Linked DNA regions of Mus musculus: region 1 is linked to region 2. Evidence: chromatin loops called from intact Hi-C (ENCODE). Cell type or tissue: heart. All regions are shown on one strand. Each heading gives the region's core, and the rest is flanking DNA. Links, peaks and the distances in the headings are about the cores only.

The links. A loop is a pair of places that touch in the nucleus more often than their neighbours do. Peaks named below come from ENCODE experiments on the same cell type or tissue, not always from the same donor. Only the 100,000 strongest peaks of a DNase experiment are listed, where the experiment ranks them.
Region 1: a loop joins it to region 2, with 4 times the contacts of the local background. A loop is called at or near these places in 1 of 42 quality-filtered maps.

Annotation. Positions count from the first base shown.
Region 1 is chr7:80,264,571-80,274,057 of GRCm38, reverse strand. It overlaps Vps33b (vacuolar protein sorting 33B), which reads right to left and starts at 4,403. Exons shown (of 23, transcript NM_178070.4): 1 at 3,979-4,403. The coding sequence starts at 4,074. It overlaps Ngrn (neugrin, neurite outgrowth associated), which reads right to left. Exons shown (of 3, transcript NM_031375.4): 3 at 8,680-9,487. The coding sequence ends at 9,074. In heart, for the core only: no CTCF peak of the experiment used is centred there; a DNase peak (open chromatin) is centred at 4,417; H3K4me3 peaks cover 2,011 bases; H3K27ac peaks cover 1,768 bases.
Region 2 is chr7:80,320,736-80,330,222 of GRCm38, reverse strand. It overlaps Rccd1 (RCC1 domain containing 1), which reads left to right and starts at 5,769. Exons shown (of 9, transcript NM_173445.4): 1 at 5,769-6,473; 2 at 8,880-8,946; 3 at 9,042-9,361. The coding sequence starts at 9,193. Unc45a (unc-45 myosin chaperone A) reads left to right here. Exons shown (of 20, transcript NM_133952.2): 12 at 576-717; 13 at 1,061-1,201; 14 at 1,403-1,530; 15 at 1,704-1,770; 16 at 2,192-2,305; 17 at 2,525-2,640; 18 at 3,797-3,914; 19 at 4,055-4,210; 20 at 4,346-4,931. The coding sequence ends at 4,603. In heart, for the core only: no CTCF peak of the experiment used is centred there; DNase peaks (open chromatin) are centred at 3,942, 4,752, 5,742, 6,012 and 1 weaker place; H3K4me3 peaks cover 1,801 bases; H3K27ac peaks cover 1,907 bases.

The sequences.
Region 1 (9,487 bases), core at 1,437-6,436, 55 kb after region 2:
GACTTTCTCAGCTTGGCTCCTTGTCAGTCAATTGTGTTTGGTCACTGCCTCTAATACTCTGCCTCATAACAGTTCTTCATTTCCTAATAAAGACAAACTCAACAAAAGCCCACCTTGCATTCTACAACCCCTTTAACTAACTGCGAAATATCTTTTCCAATGGCATTTTCCTTTTAGTTACAAACATGACACACTTAATGCAGAACTTTGAAAATCATGGCAGGGCTGGATGTGTGTGACTCAGTGATACAGCTTGTGTGTTGCAAGCAGGAGGCCCTGATTTCAATCACCATCCCTGCAAAAAGAAAAAGCAAAGCCCAGCTAGTACCCACCCTCTGCCCTCCCCTGCAGCTACCTCCTGACAGCACCATGGGATTCCAGCACCCACACTCTGGATGCTGCTCTCTCATATGCACAAGAGAAGGAGGTCACAGTTACTGCTAGGAAGGGCTAAGTCATTGGAAGCTTCCTTTCAACTAGGCCTTGACAGAGTTGAGAGTTGTTAGTGATGTTTGCGGGACAGTCCAGCAAGGTTAAGTGTAGAGGGGGAGGGCTGAGCAAGCAATTCAGTTGGATTGACACATCTGGTACACGGCAGCAGTCCTCAGCTGGGGACATCTGGCAATGCAGGACACATTTTGGGTTATCTGGAACAGAGTGTAGGGAGATATTGGCAACTAATGCATAGAGGTTTGAATGCTGCTAAGCCATCCACACTGTACAGGACAGGCCCTACAATATGATATTACTGCACACAGCATGTCTGCAGTGCCAAGAATTAATAATATTGGTGCAAAAGAAATGGTGGGAAATAGGTTTGAAACAGTTGACTGGAACTGACCAATAGGTAGGGTTTTTGGACTTGATCCTTTAAGGAAGAAGGGGAACAGGAAGCTTTTGTATACTACAGCACAAATCAGCCAGGAAGTTTAGATGGAATGGACAGCTATTGGTAAGATAAGTGAAGAGATGAGAAACGGAAGGTAGGGGCTCATTTGAAAAGGTAATAGTGCAGACCAAGCAAGAAAGCGTGGACACTGGGAACAAAACAGAGGAAGACAAACATGAAATGTGGTTATGTGTGTGCATGATGCGTGTATGTGAACATGTGTGCCCTGGTATGCTGTGCAGAAGTTAAACACTGTGGAGTAGATTGTCTCCTTCCACCTTCGTGTGAGTTCCAGGAACTGAACTCAAGTGAACAGGCTTGCACGTACAGCAAGCACCCTTACTTACCAAGTCATCTCACTGCGTCACAAGAAATGGTTTTCATACTGGAAGGGCATCAGCAGTGTTGACACTGGAGATGCTGGCATCACAGAAAGGGTTTGGTGGTTTGTTTGTTTGTTTGTTTGTTTGTTTTGGTTTTGGTTTTTTTGGTGGCAATGTTTCTCTGAGTAGTCCTGACTGTCCTGGAACTTGATCTGTAGACCAGGCTGGCCTCGAAATCAGAAATCCATCTGCTTCTGCCTCCCAAATACTGGAATTAAATGTGTGTGCCACCACATTTAATCCCAGTATTTGGCTATGTTTTGTCTTAATATTGTTTCCCCTATACTTTCTAGAGTGTATGAGTGTTATTTTTAAAGCCATGTATGATGAAGTACCCACAGGACGCAGCATAAGTTAAGTATAAGGGAAATGACAGTCCATTATGACTTTGATCTATCAAGCTTGAATAGCAGTGTTCATTAAAAGATAAACCAGGGCTAAGTGGCTCAGTGATGAAGTATTTGCTGTGAAAGTGTAAAGATTGGACTTCAGATTCCAGCACCCATGGAAACAGCGGGTGGACATGTTGGGCCACTTGTACTTCCAGCACTCTCCAGTCAGAGGAAGGATCCCTCCAGCAAGCTGCCAGGCTAGACTAGTCTGGATCAGCAAGTTCTAGGTTCCACTGAGAAAACTTGCCCCAGCAAATAAGGTAGACAATGATGCAGAAAGACTACCATTGCCAACCTTGGACCTCCCAACACATGGGCACATGTGTATACACATACCCATATACATGTGAACAAGCATGCCTACATGCATGTACACATGTGAACATGTACACATGTGAACACGCATGCCTACATGCCACATGCACAGACAAAAAGAAAAAAAAAAACAAAACAGAAATTAGTATGGGGAAGGTAATAGTGCCCAGAGTCCTTATGACCTTGACCTTGTGGTGTCTCTTCTGCCGCAATACTCTCCACTAATAAGGTTCTATCTTAGTCTCTACTACTCTCCAGCACTTATCTTGCCATTCTCCACATACTTTTTGAAACACTTTCATGTGCAAATCTCTACGCTAGCATTATGGGACATACAAAGGAGAAATACCATACGGTCCTGTGTCCCCTAAGGTTCTCTCTCTCTCTCTCTCTCTCTCTCTCTCTCTCTCTCTCTCTCTCTCTCTCTCTCTCGGCTAGAACCTAGGGTTCCAAAGGAGAGAAATGGAACTATACAGTGAGGAACACCCATAGCCCCTAACTATTAGCACTTTAACTTGACTTCAACTCCAAATTAATCAACTTTCTTCACTTAGCCTCTTCCTCTGTGTGTGTGTGTGCCCACGCGCATTTTGTGTCTACATGCATTTGACTTACACGTGTGTGCTTTTCAGTTTCGTTCAATGTTGGCACAACAATTTTTCATTAAGCACCTGCTATGTGGCTGATTCTCAGCTCAGTACTTGATGCTGGGCAGAACACACACTATTCCTATACCTGAGAGGCTTCCATGAACAATAAGCAAACCATAACAATAAGCAAACCATTACAATGACAGTAGCAACACTACTGTCCTAATAACACAGACTAAGTCAACTTTGGTACTTCCTCAATATTTACAACTAATCAATATCTCTGAATGTTCTTTCACTGTAATTTATAAATCTATCACAAGTCAGGTGTGCTGGCAAATTCCTGTAATGCTAGCACTTGGGAAGGCTGAATCAGAGGTTTTGCCAGAGGATACCCTGGGCTACATAGTACGACCTAAAGAAACAAAACCAACAACCAAACCCCATCATTTCTCTCCTTTCTACTGCCATCAGTTTTTTGTAAGCTTTTACTACTTTAATCAGTATTCTCTGAACTAGCCTGCTGTCCAATTGCTCTTCGTTACAAACCACTATGGCAAACATTGCTTCACACTACAAATGGGTGTGGGTCTTCAGCCTGCTGTGTAATTTGTTTGTTTGGGTTTGATTTTTGTTGTTTGTTTGTTTTTCAAGACAGGGTTTTTCTATGTAGCCCTGGCTGTCCTGGAACTCACTCTGTAGATCAGGCTGGCCTCAAACTCAGAGATCTGCCTGCCTCTGCCTGTGAAGGAATGAATGCACTGGGATTAAAGGTGTGTACGACCACCCTTTCTTTCCCATGGGGAACAATGGATGAAACCGAGAACCCTGCCTGGGCAATTGTCTAACCACTGAACTTTATTTCCAACCTACAGTGTAACTTCTGTTAGCTCTTTCCTCTGCTCATGCACCGGTCCTTCCCTGCTAGGCTTCCCATCTAGCAGCCCAACTGCCTGAATGTGCACGATGTTCCTGCTCCAGAGAAAGCATGTCTATTCTTCAAACTCTAGATCTCAGGAAACTCTTAGATCGCCCCAGCTGTTGTTTATTCTAAACTTTTCCGGAAGTCTAGAATTCACTTACCATCCAGCACCCTTTAGGGGTCATTATTTCATAGGGCATCTCCTGGAATGTAACTAGTGACAGAGGTATTTCAACTGTATTTCCATCTCCAGTGATGCCTGGCACAAGTGTGTCTTTTTCATTTGCACAGAGGCTGGCAATTTCCATTTATTCTCTGGCCAGGTCTCAAGCAACTGTTACTACTCTGGTTTTTCCTGTTGACCGCCCCATTTTGGATCTGTCTCAGAAGCTCAAAGAAAAAAAACCAAGGGACTCAGCAAGGAAGAAGTCACATTGAGGGCCACACTGTTGACGCAGTAAAGGCGCCGGCCACGGCAGGCACTGACCTGTTCTAGCAGATAGATGAGCTGGTCCCGAGCCAGCCTCTTGAGCATAGAGAAGTCGGGAAGCTCAGGGGCGTCCAGCCGATGGGGAAAAGCCATGGCAGCGGTCACCTGAGCCACCGTGTGAGAGCAGCAGAATTCTCCCTGTTCTGCAAAGGCCGGCGACAGCCCAAGGTGTTACTGCAGGCTGGTACCCCGCTTGCCTGGGCTCTGGATCCCAGGACCCCCAAGGGGCCCTCGCTCCTCTGCCGTACTCGACGGATGAATGACCGACCACCTCCCGGACGGACGGCCACAGGCTCAGGCGACTCTCCTTGGAGACCTATAGTCACTGGTCCCGCCCGAGTCCACTCAGCCTGTCAGCAGGATTCCCAACGACATCCGCACACTCGGCAGCGTGCCGGGGAACCCCGCCTCCTACCCAGAGAAAAGCCACTTCCTAGACATCCCGGAAGTCCGGGTCTCCCAGTTAGCGATTAGAGCACTAGAAGGGGACGGCGGCCGGGAAGGGACATTTGAAAACGGGAGTGAATCTTTTCACAGGTTTACTTTGTGTGAATGTGAGCGGTGTGTGTGTTTGAAACCTAGTCTGCAGAGCACAGTGTGTGTGTGTGTGTGTGTGTGTGTGAGAGAGAGAGAGAGAGAGAGAGAGAGAAACCTAGTCTACAGAGCGCTGATTGCTGGAGTCTCAGCTGTTAATTTAGTCTCCAACTATTCAGTCCTTAGCTTCCTGGTAATAGAAGGTAAGCGAGCAGTGTAAAGAGGAATGAATGTGTTAGACTATGAAAGTTAAGGCTTGCCAGCTGTAACCCTTGGCTATTGGAGTTCGATTTGTTAATGGCCATTATGGAAGAAATGAATAAGCTTGTGGCACAATCATGCTACAAAACAACTGTACAAATTAAAGAGGCAAAATACAGAAGTAGTCAGCTGGTAGTGGTGCACGCCTTTAATCCCAGCCATTGGGAGGCAGAGGAAGGTGAATCTCTAAGTTTGAGGCCAGCCTGTCCTACAGAGTGCGCTCCTGGACTACCAGGACCACACAGAGAAACCCTGTCTAGAAAAACCAAAACAAAAATCAAAAACAAGCAAAAACACAGAAACACATCTATATAGTGTTGTTTACATAGAATTTGTTTATGAAACAAGGTCACAATATGTAGGCCATGCTGTCTATTGCAGATAGGAGCTGACTGGGGAAATCAATAAATGAAATAATGGGAGAAAGGGTGAGGTATAATACTTTGTTGTTTAAAAAAGAAAGAAAACAAAGGCAGTCTGTCATCTTGGTGGGTGTCTGTAAACCCAACCCTTCGAAGCAGAGAGAGGGATCAGGAGTTCTCGGCTACTCTGGTCTCCACAGAAAGTTGAGGGAAGCTGGGGTACAGCTCAGTGAATGAAAGGGTGGAGACTAGAGTTTGGATCCCCAGCACCCACAAACATGCTAAGGGGGTGTGACATCAGCTCAGTAACTTCAGCACTCCAAAGTCAGAGGCTGGGGATCCCTCAGGCAAGCTGTCTAGCTAGACTAACCTAATCACCTGGCTCTGGGTTCATCAGAAAACCCTGACTCAAAAGGTTAGCTGGAGAGCTAGCAAGGACTCCACCCCAACCTCTGGCCAACCCCTTCCCTGCCTCCCCAACTCCCACTCCCTCAAAGCAGAAACTCACCTGGGACAAATGACCCAGCTTCTAAAAATAACTAGCAAAGAGGAAAAGATGTGAGAGGTGAGACTTAAGGTATAGGAAATATATTGAGGCCAGGTATAGTAAAAATTTTGGAATTTTGGTTTTTTTTTTTTAATGGAAATATAAGAACACGTTTTCGTTCTAATCCCAGGTGTGGGATATGAGGCTGCTTCAGATGGTTCGCATCAACCATGATTTGCCTTGTGCTCTGGCAAGGGCATGACTTTGCCAGCTGCAGATAGTTTGTGTGTGACATTTGGAATTCTGGTGTCTTTTCAGAGGGTATAAATGCTAGGGCCCCAAGAGGCATGATGGGTTGTTGGTTGCAATTTGTTTAGTCATGGGTGAAGAAATTAGATATCCTGGCTGAGAAGATCAAACTTGCTCCAAGGAACTCATCACCCCTAATCAGCAGGAAGTAGTCTAATGATAATGTTGCCCCTTTCTGAACCCTGATTTTATTCAGGGGTCTCTTTCTTCTCCTATCCTTTTTTTCTCTTATCTAGTGTTCAGGGGTGGAAAGGGTAGGAAAGGGGTGGAGAAGGGTGAAAAGAATCCAGAATAACCAAGAATGGCGACAGCCAGACCCAGCACTGGGTAGACAAGAGGCAGGATCTCTGTGACTTCAGGACCAGCCTGGTCTACATAGTTGCTGTACAGCTGGTGCTATATAGTGACCCTATCTCAAAAAAATTAATTATAATTTAAAAATTAGCTACAAAACGGAGAACAGCCTCAAGCCTCAAACTACTTATATTAAAAGGTCTTGCCTCTTAACACAATAGGATGAGGTTATGCTCGACTGTGAATCCCAAACAGCCTATGGGGATAGAGGGCAGGACTTTCTCATCATCAGTTTAAAAATATCATCTGGCACCAAAGCAGCATGTTAGCTATTTTTGCCTTTACCCTATGTTGGCATCCTTTCTGCAGAATGGTAAAAATAACACTTGATTCTTTCTTCTTACTTTCTTGAATTTGTTACCCTACTCTTCACAAAGGGTTAAAAGGAACATACCAACAAAATCCTGTTTAGAAAACAAACCAACGGGATAAGTCACTTAAAAACCAGGCTGGGTGATTCACTCTCTAGCACCATTACAATAAATAAGTTTGTTTGTTTTAAAGGCCTAAGCCCATAGTGCTTCATACTTTATGTTGACCTTGGCCTGACCTCACACCATCTTAACCTGCTTGGTGACCGCTGCACTGAGGAATAGAGGTGGTCCAGCCATGTGCTCTGTGCTGTGGTCCACCAACCCAAGTGGCTGACGTACCCAGTCTTCTGTGGCTGCTTTATTTCCAGCTAAAGTGAGACCGCATTACCTGTCTTCCTCCTGCGCTCCCAAGTGCAGTACCACCTCATTCAGTGTGATCGATGTTCACGTGAAACTAGAAGGCCTCAAAACAAGAACCCATGAAATCCTGTAACCACAGCCAGCGGAGACTGCAGCGGGGCAAAGGGCTGGAGAGATGGCTCAGTGGTTAAGTGCATTAACTGCTCTTGAAGAGGACTGAGGTCCAATTCCCAGCACCCACCTAACAGCTCACAACCATCTGTAACTTCACTTCCAGGGATCCATGGTACCAGGCATGCATGAGGTGCACATCTATGTTCATGAAGGCAAAATACCCAGAACACATAAATGAATCTTTAAAACAAAAACTAGGAAACCCCCACAAAACGTGAATTGTACTAGAGCCTACATTAGTCTCCCAGCCTAGCCATTTCTAAGACAAGGGACACAGCAGGAAAGGCCAGGCTAGAAGCTTATGTGCCTTGGCTGAGGTCTGGGTGGGTAAGATGGCAAACCTATAAGGTAGTGCTGCCACAGTACCTTCATTGTTAGGAAGTTCTTCAGTCTAAATGGAGATCTGGCAGTACTTAGGAACAGTGGGAAATGTACAGGTCTCTTCCCTTCATGGGGTCTTTTTTCAAAATGAAGGAAAGTGAAGGATGCTAGTAGTATTAATCTCATCAACTGCAGAAAATAAGGGTAGGGTCATAGACTGTGATGACCCAGCCTTAGTCTGGGTGGCTAGGGATGCCTCTAGGGAAATAACAGTGGAAGCCTGCAATCTCAGCACTTCCAAGGCTGAGGAAAAAGGACTGCTGTTTCAAGCCAACCTGGGCTAGTAAGGCCGCTATTTAAAAAACAAAAGATGCCAATCAATACTATAATTACTGTTATCAGCATTTCAGAAAGCTAGGCTTAGGAAACATGGTAATGTGAAAGTTAAGATGGCCATACTTTAAGTGCCAACATAACTTCAGAGAACCAATTTTAGCCACCAAGGTGTTCAAGTAAGTCAGGTTAAAAACTGTTAATGGATTCTTGCTGCTGATCTGTTTCATTTTCCACCAGAACATCATACCATATTGCTGGAATTGTAGTAAAGGTCTGGGTTCGAGCCCCAGAACTGCCTCTGACCAGCAGACATCTTAGGTCCGTTCCTGTGTACAGGGGCTGGGTTCCCATATACTCACAGCATCTTTAGGAAAAACCTGACATCAACTGGGATAGCAAATATAGTTTAACTTTAGCATGTAGTTTGCGAGACTGTGTTAGGAACTCTAAGCCTTTAACCATTAAAGTTTGAAGTTAATGGTTAGTGATTTGTTCCCACTCCCAAATCGTTGTCAGAACCCCACAACTCAGTCCAAGTTTTGGTTGCAATGGAAGTTAGTGGCATGGCTCAGCAGGTACAGGTTCTTTCTGCCAACCTGAGTTCTATTTCCAAGGCACACATGGTGGAAAGAGAAAATCAACTGCTACAAGATGTCTTATGACATCAGCAATGTGCATCCCTGCACACATACAAAATCTAACTTTAAAAAGTAATGTATCACCGAGAGGAGCGCATGCACAGAAGGCTTTTGTTGGACAGGTCTCTTCTGTTTCATGTACCAAATTTTAATCTAATGACAAAGAATGCTTTTCCTTCTACCTTTTCTATTACATCCCTCTCCAAAGTTTTTCAAGTAAATTCTGCCGAGAAGAGAACCAAGCAACAAACTGCTCCATTTCACTTTATTTCATACATAAGGAAACCAATTGATTAAACAGATCAAGAATAGATTGTCCAGTGATTAGAAAGGAAATGAGGTCAGGAGGCAATCTTTCAATTTTCTCCCAATATAGTATCACAAAAATCCACCACAGGATACATATAATTCTTGTTCTCAACAGAGAGACCACCAAGCAACAAAGACCAATGAGTGCTTAGATCCGGAGGGGACCCATGGGGCTTACTCCAGGAAGTCTGACCCTGCCTAAGTAGCTCCTCCACCCACATTCTAGCCTCACCAACTCTTACTCCAAAGTGGCCAATGGTGTGCAAAAATGCTGGCAGCTTCAAGTCTACCTGTCCAGCTGTGTCAAGACATCTCCAAAAGCCAGTCGTAGGCTCAAATTCTGTAGAGGAAGTTTCCATTGCTGTCAAAGAAGTCATGCCCTCTCTGCACTACCTTGCTGCTGAAGCTCTGGTCACCCGGCTCCCCGGGCTTCAGCTCTTCCAGCAGCACAGCACTTGGTAACGTATCACTGCCAGCTCTTCCGGTGGCCTCGGAGTCACTGGTGGCGGATTTCTGAAGCTCTCGCTGATGACCCAAGGCTGTGGTGGCAGGCACTAGGCTCTCTTCCAAGACTTGGATTCTTTTATCCCTCCCTTCCCGTTTCTTCTGTGCGTCTGTGCTGTGAGGGTGCGACTTCGCCACTTTCAAAGCTGTGCTGTGATTCTGACTTTTAGAGGAGACTTCATCCCCTGCCATCAGCAGGCCAGACACAGAGCGGCCTGCACTGAGCGCCTTCAAGGTATCTTC
Region 2 (9,487 bases), core at 2,806-7,805:
GGTTTCCCCTGTACCTGTCACACCTTTGCTGTGGTGGGCAGAGACAAAAGGGTTGTGGGGGCTTGCTGACTGCTAGCCTAGCTTTAGCTGCAGCCAGAGACTCTCCTCCAAGGGAAGAAGGCAGCAGGCCTCTGGATGCACGCGCGCGCGCGCGCACACACACACACACACACACACACACACACACACACACACACACACACACACGCGCGGTATTTAAAGGGGCATGGATGGAAGGTAAAGCTCCTTTGTTTCCTGTCTGTCCCCGGCAGGAGCTGCCTTCTGTTAGACAAACCCTCCTAGAACCTTGCTCATAAGTGACTGTGTCAAGGGGAGACCCAAGCCCCTGGCTCTCCTCTTTGTCCAAGCTACTCCTTCTTTCTCCCACTATTATTTGCTGTTGTGTTTTTTGTTTGTTTGTTTGAGATAGGATCTCACTAAACACAAACCAGCCTAGAACTTGTGACTCTCTTGTCTCTGCCATCCGAGTGCCAAGATCACAGGCCTGTACCTGTACCGTGGTTGGCTCCTGCTTCACACCTCTTATTGCCATTCATGATCATCCTTGTCCCTAGGTGGCTATGCAATGACCAGATTGATGCAGGTACTCGGCGCTGGGCAGTGGAGGGCCTGGCTTACCTCACCTTTGATGCGGACGTGAAGGAAGAGTTTGTGGAGGACGAGGCTGCTCTGAAGGCCCTGTTCCAGCTAAGCAGGGTAGCTCTGCCAGTTCCTGCTTTCAGCCTAGGGGCGGCGGGATCTAGGATGAGCGCTTACCAGGCTTTAGCAGGTCTCACCCATGTCCCTGTGACCCTGGGGAAGCAGAGCCAGCTGCAGGGTGTCTCTGTGGTGCCTGTAGGGTCTGGAAGCACAGTTGCCCTGGAGGAGTTAAGGAGGCAGGATTGTGAGCTCTGAGTGTGGGGTTGGAGCAGGTTCCCAGTCTTTTCCTGGGTTCCTCACAGATGGGGCTGTGGAGGATGGGATGGCAGCCTGGCTCCGCTGCTCTGAGCTGGGCTGCCCCGCTGGGACTTCCCTGCTGAGTGCCCCTCTCTCCTGGCAGTCTGAAGAAAGGTCAGTGCTCTTTGCCGTAGGCTCGGCATTGGTCAATTGCACCAACAGCTACGACTATGAGGAGCCTGACCCCAAGATGGTGGAGCTGGCCAAGTATGCCAAGCAGCACGTTCCAGAACAGCACCCCAAGGTATGGGTACACTCGGGAGGGCGGGGTGAGGGCGGGACGGGACAGGGGGGGCTCCATGTTATTGGCAGCAGTTGAGCTGGCCGATTGATCCTCAACAGAAAGCTTTCCTTTAAGCAATGTCTTCTGTGAGAAGAGCTCACATTTTCCCACCCACCCAGCTAGGGTTCCCCCCCCCCACTCCCCGATTGCCTTCTCTCGCAGGACAAACCAAGCTTCGTGCGGGCTCGTGTGAAGAAGCTGCTGGCGGCGGGTGTGGTGTCAGCCATGACGTGTATGGTGAAGACGGAGAGCCCCGTGCTGACGAACTCCTGTAGGGAGCTACTCTCCAGGTGAGCCAGCCTGCCTCTGCGGACTCCTGCTTCAGGCTACCGCATGCCTGTAGGGATGGGTACTGGACTGTGTGGGTCTTAGAGCACTTGGCTGCCTTACTTTGCTTAGCTTAAGATTGAAATGCCTGCCTGCCACTGGGTCCCACCCACCCACCCACACCTTCTCCCGGCAGGGTCTTCCTGGCTTTGGTGGAAGAGGTGGAGGATCGAGGTACTGTGGTTGCCCAGGGAGGGGGCAAGGTAAGCTGGTTTCTGACTCCTTCCTGAGCCATCCACCTGTAAGACATGACTCAGTGGCTGCTGGCCCTGGGGGACACTAAGAGTGGCCAGCAGGAACTTTTGCCAGTGGAGTGTGATACTTCTGTGGACAGGCTCCTTGGAGTCCTTTGGACCCATAAAGAGCCTGAGCTTGCCTCCTTTTCCCTCTGGGGCCCCAGGGCTCTGCACAACCCATGGTTAGCACCTAATGGGTGGTTGAGGAAAGTGTGGGTAGTTTCAGTGAGAGACCTCAAAGTGAAGGGAGTGGAGTCTGAGCAGGGAGTATTCTCAGACCCAAGGAGAGAGTTGGGGGGCTGGGGGAGAGTGCAGTAAGGATCGATGGCTTGGACCTTGTGCTCCCGGGGCCAGCCTGGGTGCTGACAGGGCTGGGGTCGTTTGACAGGCTCTGCTCCCCCTGGCTCTGGAAGGCACTGATGTTGGGCAGACCAAGGCCGCCCAGGCTCTTGCCAAGCTGACCATTACCTCCAACCCAGAGATGACCTTTCCTGGCGAGCGGGTATGTGTCTCCTTGCTCTGACTGTGGACCCCCCCCCCCCCGTTTCCTCATTATGCCCTGAGGAGCCCTGGCCTGGGCCCCTTCTCATGACCATCAGGAAGTGGCAGTTTTGCTGAGTCCTGGGGTAGGAAGAGACAGCCATAGAGCCACTGTCTTGGGTGGGCTCCCTGCTGGGGTCTTGGGATTGGGTGAACACTGATAGGTGCAGTTCTATCACAGATCTACGAAGTAGTCCGGCCCCTTGTCTCTCTGCTGCACCTCAGCTGCTCAGGACTGCAGAACTTTGAGGCCCTCATGGCCCTAACAAACCTGGCAGGGATCAGTGAGAGGCTCAGGTAAGGACCCGCTGGGAGCCTGGTATGGGGATTTGGGGGAGCCTCACTCACTCACTCTGTAGTTTGGAAGCCAGTTCCTGGTCACTCTTTGTGCCTCACAATGACTCCTCTGCAGCCTACAGATGAAGAGTCATGCCAGGGGAGGCAGGGTGAAGCTCTGGGGCCCCGACTTTACCCTCTATTTCCTTCTCTCCCCAGGCTGCTGACACTCAGTGGCTCATGGTATAATCCTAAGAAAGCTTTTAAGTCCTTCTGCCTCAGTTTCTTCTCTGTGAGTTAGTTATTTAACCCGTGAAGTAGGAGCGTGGAGAGCTGGCTGAGAAAATGCTTGTAAAACTCTTTATCAGGCACAAGTGGGTGTTGTGGCTCATGCCAAGGGAGGAAGAGTTCTTGGCTGTGAGTTCTAGGCCAGGCTAGGTTATAATCTGTTTCAAAAGCCACCTCCCTGACCTCTCCTGAAAGCCATTAGTTCATAGTATCTGGCCCTGGCAGTAGTCACAGTGAACATTTATTAGCTGTTAGTACTAATTGTGACCTTGAATACATCACTCACCACGCGGCCCAGTTTCTGCTTTGGCTAAATAGTGACGGTAGCCACCTCTGCACTCTACATTAAGGAAGGTAATTCAAGCATGGGGTTATGATGAGTACCAGGTGAAATAGTTCAAGCGGCTCGGACAGGTTCAGTGCGCAAACGGTTGATGTTTACAGAGCCGTCTTCATAACCACCCTGCTTTGCTAACTTCCGGGATGCTTAACAACCCCATGCTGGGGCTGGAGAGATGGCTCAGCGGTTGAGAGCACCGACTGCTCTTCCGAAGGTCCTGAGTTCAAATCCCAGCAACCACATGGTGGCTCACAACCATCTGTAACCAGATCTGATGCCCTCTTCTGGGTGTCTGAAGACAGCTACAGTGTACTTACATATAATGAATAAATAAATCTCTTAAAAAACAAACAAACAAACAACCCAACCCCATGCTGTTTCCTGCCAGGCCAGAAGGCTAGAAAGCACTGCAGTTCCTAACCAGCACAGCAGAGTCTTTGGGCATTGCTAGGGGAGCACCTGAGCTCAGGGCTCAGCCACCCGGGATAGGGCGGCACCTATGGATATGGAGACTCTGGTCATACGTGTCCTTCCACCTTCACCCCGCAGGCAGAAGATCCTGAAGGAGAAGGCTGTGCCCATGATTGAGGGCTACATGTTTGAGGAGCATGAGATGATCCGCCGCGCAGCTACCGAGTGCATGTGTAACTTAGCCATGAGCAAAGAGGTGAGCGTTGGTCTGGCCGGTCGCCATGACTGACAGGTGCCGGGGTTGGTCCGGTGGTTGCCATGACAGGTACCAGCAGCCCTGCCCTTCGGCTAGGCTTTGAACCCCGGTAGCATGGTCCTTGCCTCCATCTGTCCCAGGTGCAAGATCTCTTCGAGGCCCAGGGCAATGACCGGCTGAAGCTGCTGGTGCTGTACAGCGGCGAGGATGATGAGCTGCTGCGGAGGGCGGCTGCTGGGGGCCTGGCCATGCTCACCTCCATGCGGCCCGCACTCTGCAGTCGTATCCCTCAAGTGGTGAGTACCTGGTCTGGGCGGGGGAGGCTGAAGGAGCTAGCAGTTCCCTACATGGTGGTATGGCTGTTGTGTCGGGGAGTTCCTAGAGCGTAGATGTGGTTTCTGCCAGTCTTCACATCCGCCCGTTTCCTACAGACCACACACTGGCTGGAGATCTTGCAGGCCCTGCTCCTCAGCCCCAACCAGGAGCTGCAGCACCGGGGCACCGTGGTGGTGCTGAACATGATGCAGTCTTCGAAGGAGATCGCCGGCACCCTGATGGAGAGTGAGGTCCTGGAGATCCTGTCAGTGTTGGCCAAGGGCGAGGAGAGCCCAGTCACCAGGGCTGCCGCAGCCTGCCTGGAGAAAGCAGTGGAATATAGACTCATCCAACCCAACCAGGACGGAGAGTGACGATCGGCCCGGGGCCCACAGCTCACGCATCTGTCACCCTTCACAGCTCTGAGTCAGCACTGGGATGCTCGATACTTGCCTCGCCTCCACAGCTGCCACAGTTGCACTTTGGTGTTCTCAGGACACACAGCATACAGCCCTGCCCTGCCAGCACTCAGGAGGGCCCTGTCTGTACTGTAGAGAGCTGAGGCTGGGGGACGTACATCCCATTCAAGCCTGAGGATTATGGGCATCAAGAAGGAAGGACACAACAGCATCCTCACATGCTGGGAGCATCATCAGAGCCTGCCAGCAGGCTCACCCCGCTAATAAATTCTGTGGAACTAAAGCATCTGTTTGTTGTTGTAGGCGGGGCTGCTGAGGGTGGGACACTCAGGAGCAACAGCTGGACATCAGCAAAGTGTGCTGTAGAGCGCTGTTGCTGTAACAGAAGGAAGCCAGTGGGCCCATGGAGAACCTTTGTAGACAAGGCCTTAATATGGGTAGGACAGGCTGGCTTCAAACTGATAATCCTTTCTCAACCGTTAAGAGTTGTAGGAATTACAAGTGCCAACACCCACGCTGGTTTCTTTCTAAATCCTGGTGAGTTAGCCTAAAGCTTAGGAAGCTGATCAAATTTCAGTGTCTTTTTTTTTTTTTTTTTTTTTGTTTGTTTGTTTGGTTGGTTTTTTCTTTTTCTTTCTTTCTTTTTTTTTTTTTTTTTGGTTTTTTTTCGAGACAGGGTTTCTCTGTATAGCCCTGGCTGTCCTGGAGCTCACTTTGTAGACCAGGCTGGCCTCGAACTCAGAAATCCGCCTGCCTGTGCCTCCCGAATGCTGGGATTAAAGGCGTGCGCCACCACTGCCCAGCTTTTTTTTTTTTTTTTTTTTTCAGTGTCGTTTTTTTATGCTGGTCCTTGGATACATTTGTCATGATATTGTGAGTTTTCTGTGATCTCTACCCAGTCTGTGTTTGGAATTTGGGGTCAGTGTGCGCTTCCCTCGGGGAAAATACATTTTTCTGTAACTCTGCCAGGTTGAAGGAGAAACAGGACTCAAATAGATTCCCTATATGGCTAGGAACACCGGTTTCTTAGAGGCTGGAGTCCAGGCTTGGCACTCATTGGCTCAGTACAAGTAAGTGACAGAGCCTGGGCCAATCAGTGAAGGCACTAGTACTACAGCTTCCTGTTTGGCCCTCAGTCCTGCGCTTGTTCAGTAGTGAACGACCTCCTTCCTTGTTCAAAGGGAATGGAGGGTGTCAGGGCTTGGTCTTCGCCCGCCGTTTCCCTCGGATCGTCAAGAGTATCCATTCATTCAGTGGTTCCAACCGCGTCCACTGCTGTTGGCGCGCACAGGAGACTTCAGCCTACTGCCTGGTGGCAGGTAACCCGGCGCATGTGTGCCGGTCAGGCGCGCCCCAGTGGTGACGTCACCGCTCGTGCCTGCGATTGGCTCCGAAAAGCTGGCGCACCGAATGACCGCGTTGCTTGGCGCGGAGGCCCTTAAAAAGTGCTTTACTCCGCCGGCCATCTGTTCCCCGAGCCATACATTACTATGCGCTGCTCACTTTCAAGGTTTCCTGCTTAAAGGGCTTTCCTGATGAGTTGAGGGTACAGGCTAATGGGAAGATGAAAGATTCCTTTGGTTGGGGATCCAGGAGCTGTAGTCTCAGATCTGACTTAAGAGGCTCGAGAGTGTCTGTAAAATTCTGATCCATTCGAGTGAAGTGGCGTTGCATTTTGAACCGCGCGACTGTCTCCCAATTTCAGCCTGAGCTCCCTGGGACCCATAGTCATCACATTAAGTCAAAGGAAAGGCGCAGCAAAGACTTCTTGAATAAACGACCGAGTAAGGTCCAGTGGAAATTGTCCAAATGCCTCTGAAACCCGGTAAGAGCCAATGGTCATTTTCGTCGTTAAATTCTACTGTGTAAACTAAGCTAGGACTGTTTACACTTAAATTTTGATTTGTATTTATTGCAAACAGTTCTGCTAGGTAGATACAAGCAGTGCTGTCCCCACTCGCCTTGTAAAACTGAAGTTGTGCAATAGGATCCAGGTGCACAGGCACGCCCACCTAGGTCCCAGGTGTTTATTCTTCTTGTTGGGACGAGGCTTATAAATCCATAGGACACGGCTCAGCTCCACACTTGCTGTGTGATTGGGAGTCTAGAGAAAAATGGAGTCAATTTGAATGGAGACTCGGGGTTAAAGTTCTCAAGGCTAAGAGACTGGAGCTGTGGGCCTCAGATCCTAGTGTTGTATCTGATCTCCCACGTACATGCCTCACAGTTCCCTTGTGGTAATAGAAATAAGTTCTGGGTTGCAAAGAAAGAGACCACTGTTAAGGCCTAGATGGAAGGTTAAGGCCTAGGTAACCGTTACCTGGACAGCCTGCCATTATAAAGAAACTTTCTCATGTTTGTGCTGTTCCTAAGGAACTTTCTAATGCTAAGATTGATTATATAGTTATGTTCTGTGCCCTTGAAACCAATCACGATAGAAGTCAGTAGAACGACTTTGTATAGTTACCCTTGGACCCGAAACAACCACCCTGCAGCACTTTCTGCACCTGTGTATAAGCTTTTATAGTGTAAGCTGCCCCTGGGATGGGCCCCAAGGTAAGAGAGTCACCTGAGCCAATATAAGGAACTATTTGGAATAAGACTTTCATTTTGGCTGGGCAGTGGTGGTGCACGCCTTTAATCCCAGCAGTTGGGCGGCAGAGGATTTTAGAGTTTGAGGCCAGCCTGGTCTACAAAGTGAGTTCCAGGACAGCTAGGGCTATATAGAGAAACCCTGTCTTGAAACAAACAAACAAAAAAAGACTTCCATTTTGAGTAGGGGCCAAGTAGAGTTTAAATTCTCAAGACCTCCCTGAGAACTGACATCCTATTTTGCAGAAAGAAACATGTGTGTGGGTAACTAATCCTGGTAGACAAGTTAAGATATGAATATTGAACAAGAAAGAGAAGAAAGAAAAAAAAAAAACAAAAAGAAAAAAAAACAACAAAAAAAAACAAAAAGAAAAAAAAAGATATGAATATTGAACAGTGCACATCCTCTGCTACAGCTGAACACCCCAACCAATGGGAGCAGGATAAGTGTACAACAAAGACCTGCACCCACAAAGTAGCTCACAGCTGTCTCTAAGTCCCGTTCCAGGGCATCCTAAACCCATACACAGACACACATGCAGGCAAAAAAGCATGCACAGAAAATAAAATAATAAAATAAGGAATACCATGCCCCAAATTGGGTAGTCGTGTAAGACTTAGTCCATGGAAATTAAGGAGGAAAGAGAAAAGGGTCACTGGTCATTGGACTTTGAGAAAACACAGGGTTTACTGGTGTGTGTGTGTGCAACATTTTCAAAATAGTCTTACAAGGGACAGGGAGATAAAGATCTAGACACCAGGCCAGCTAGAGAAGTACTGGCACATGCCTTTGATCTCCACAATCAGAAGGCAGCGATGGGGCGATCTTTGTGAGTTTGAAGCCAGCCTGTTCTACATAGTGAGTTCCAGGACAGCAAGGGCTTGTGTAGAGAGACCCTGCCTCACATTAAAAGGGTGTGGGGAAGCTTAGTGGTGAAGGGCACTGCTGTTCTTGCGGAAGACCTGGGTTCAGGTCTAGCACCCACATGATGGCTCACACTCCAGTACCAGAGGGTCTGATGCCCTCTTCTGCCCTTTAGTAACACCAGACACAAACATGGTGCACAGACAGACATGCAGGAAAAACATCTCTACACATATTGTAAAATAAATCTTTTATTTTATTATTTTATTTTCTGTGCATGCTTTTTTGCCTGCATGTGTGTCTGTGTATGGGTGTAGGATGCCCTGGAACGGGACTTAGAGACAGCTGTGAGCTGCTTTGTGGGTGCTGGGAATTGAACCTGGGTCCTCTGGAAGAGCAGCCAATGTTCTTAACCACTGAGTCGTCTCTCCAGTCCAAAATAATAAATCCTTTTTTTTTTAACCACTTCTTTTTTTAAAACCATTTTAAAAAAAAAGCTATTTATTTGTTTTATGTGTTTGAGTACACTGTAACTGTCTTCAGACACCAGAAGAGGGCATTGGATCCCATTGCATATTGATTGTGAGCCACCATGTGGTTGCTGGGAATTGAACTCAGGACCTCTGGAAGAACAGTCAGTGCTCTTAACCGCTGAGATGTCTCTCCAGCCCCACCCCACCCCCCAACCCCAAATAATAAATCTTAAAAAAAATTTTTTTTCTTGCCTTGAATACAAGTTTGACTTAAAAGACACATACTTAATATTTCTTACAGCTGTACGCTGGATTTGAGCCAAAAGTAGAAGTGGTCAGCTGCAGACAGTTCAGCAGTCAAAAATCTGGTAGGACCTTTGGCCAAAGCTCTGCTCCGTGGACAGTAGTGGGATGGACTCCGTTTGCCCGGTGATTAGGATGGCATACTGTCTCTATTTTACAGGTAGTGCAACTTCAGCCCCCTGGAAGGCAGGATTTGCCAGCGTTCCTAAGGTGTCCTGTTTGCAAGAGTCTCCTTGGTTTGCAACCTTAATCTTGCATCCCTTAATCCACACCACAGCCAAGTGTCCACCCACAGAGGGCTCAACCTGGACATGGCCGAGAAACGGCACGGAGCCTGGTTCGGCTTTGGTTTCTGTGGCTTCGGGCAAGCGCTGGGTTCTGGGAACAGCCACCATTCAGTGTACAGTCCTGAACCACTGCATGCCAGTGATGATATTTGCCAAGTGAGCGCAGGCTGGAGCTACACTGCCCTGGTGACCCGTGAGTGCCCTCACAATCCCAACTCCAGACCTGTATCATGTATACCTGCCCAACCCTCCTAACATGCCAGTCCAGAAATACCCAACACCCGTACACCCTTACTCGGGCAGCCTCGAGCTTCCCAGG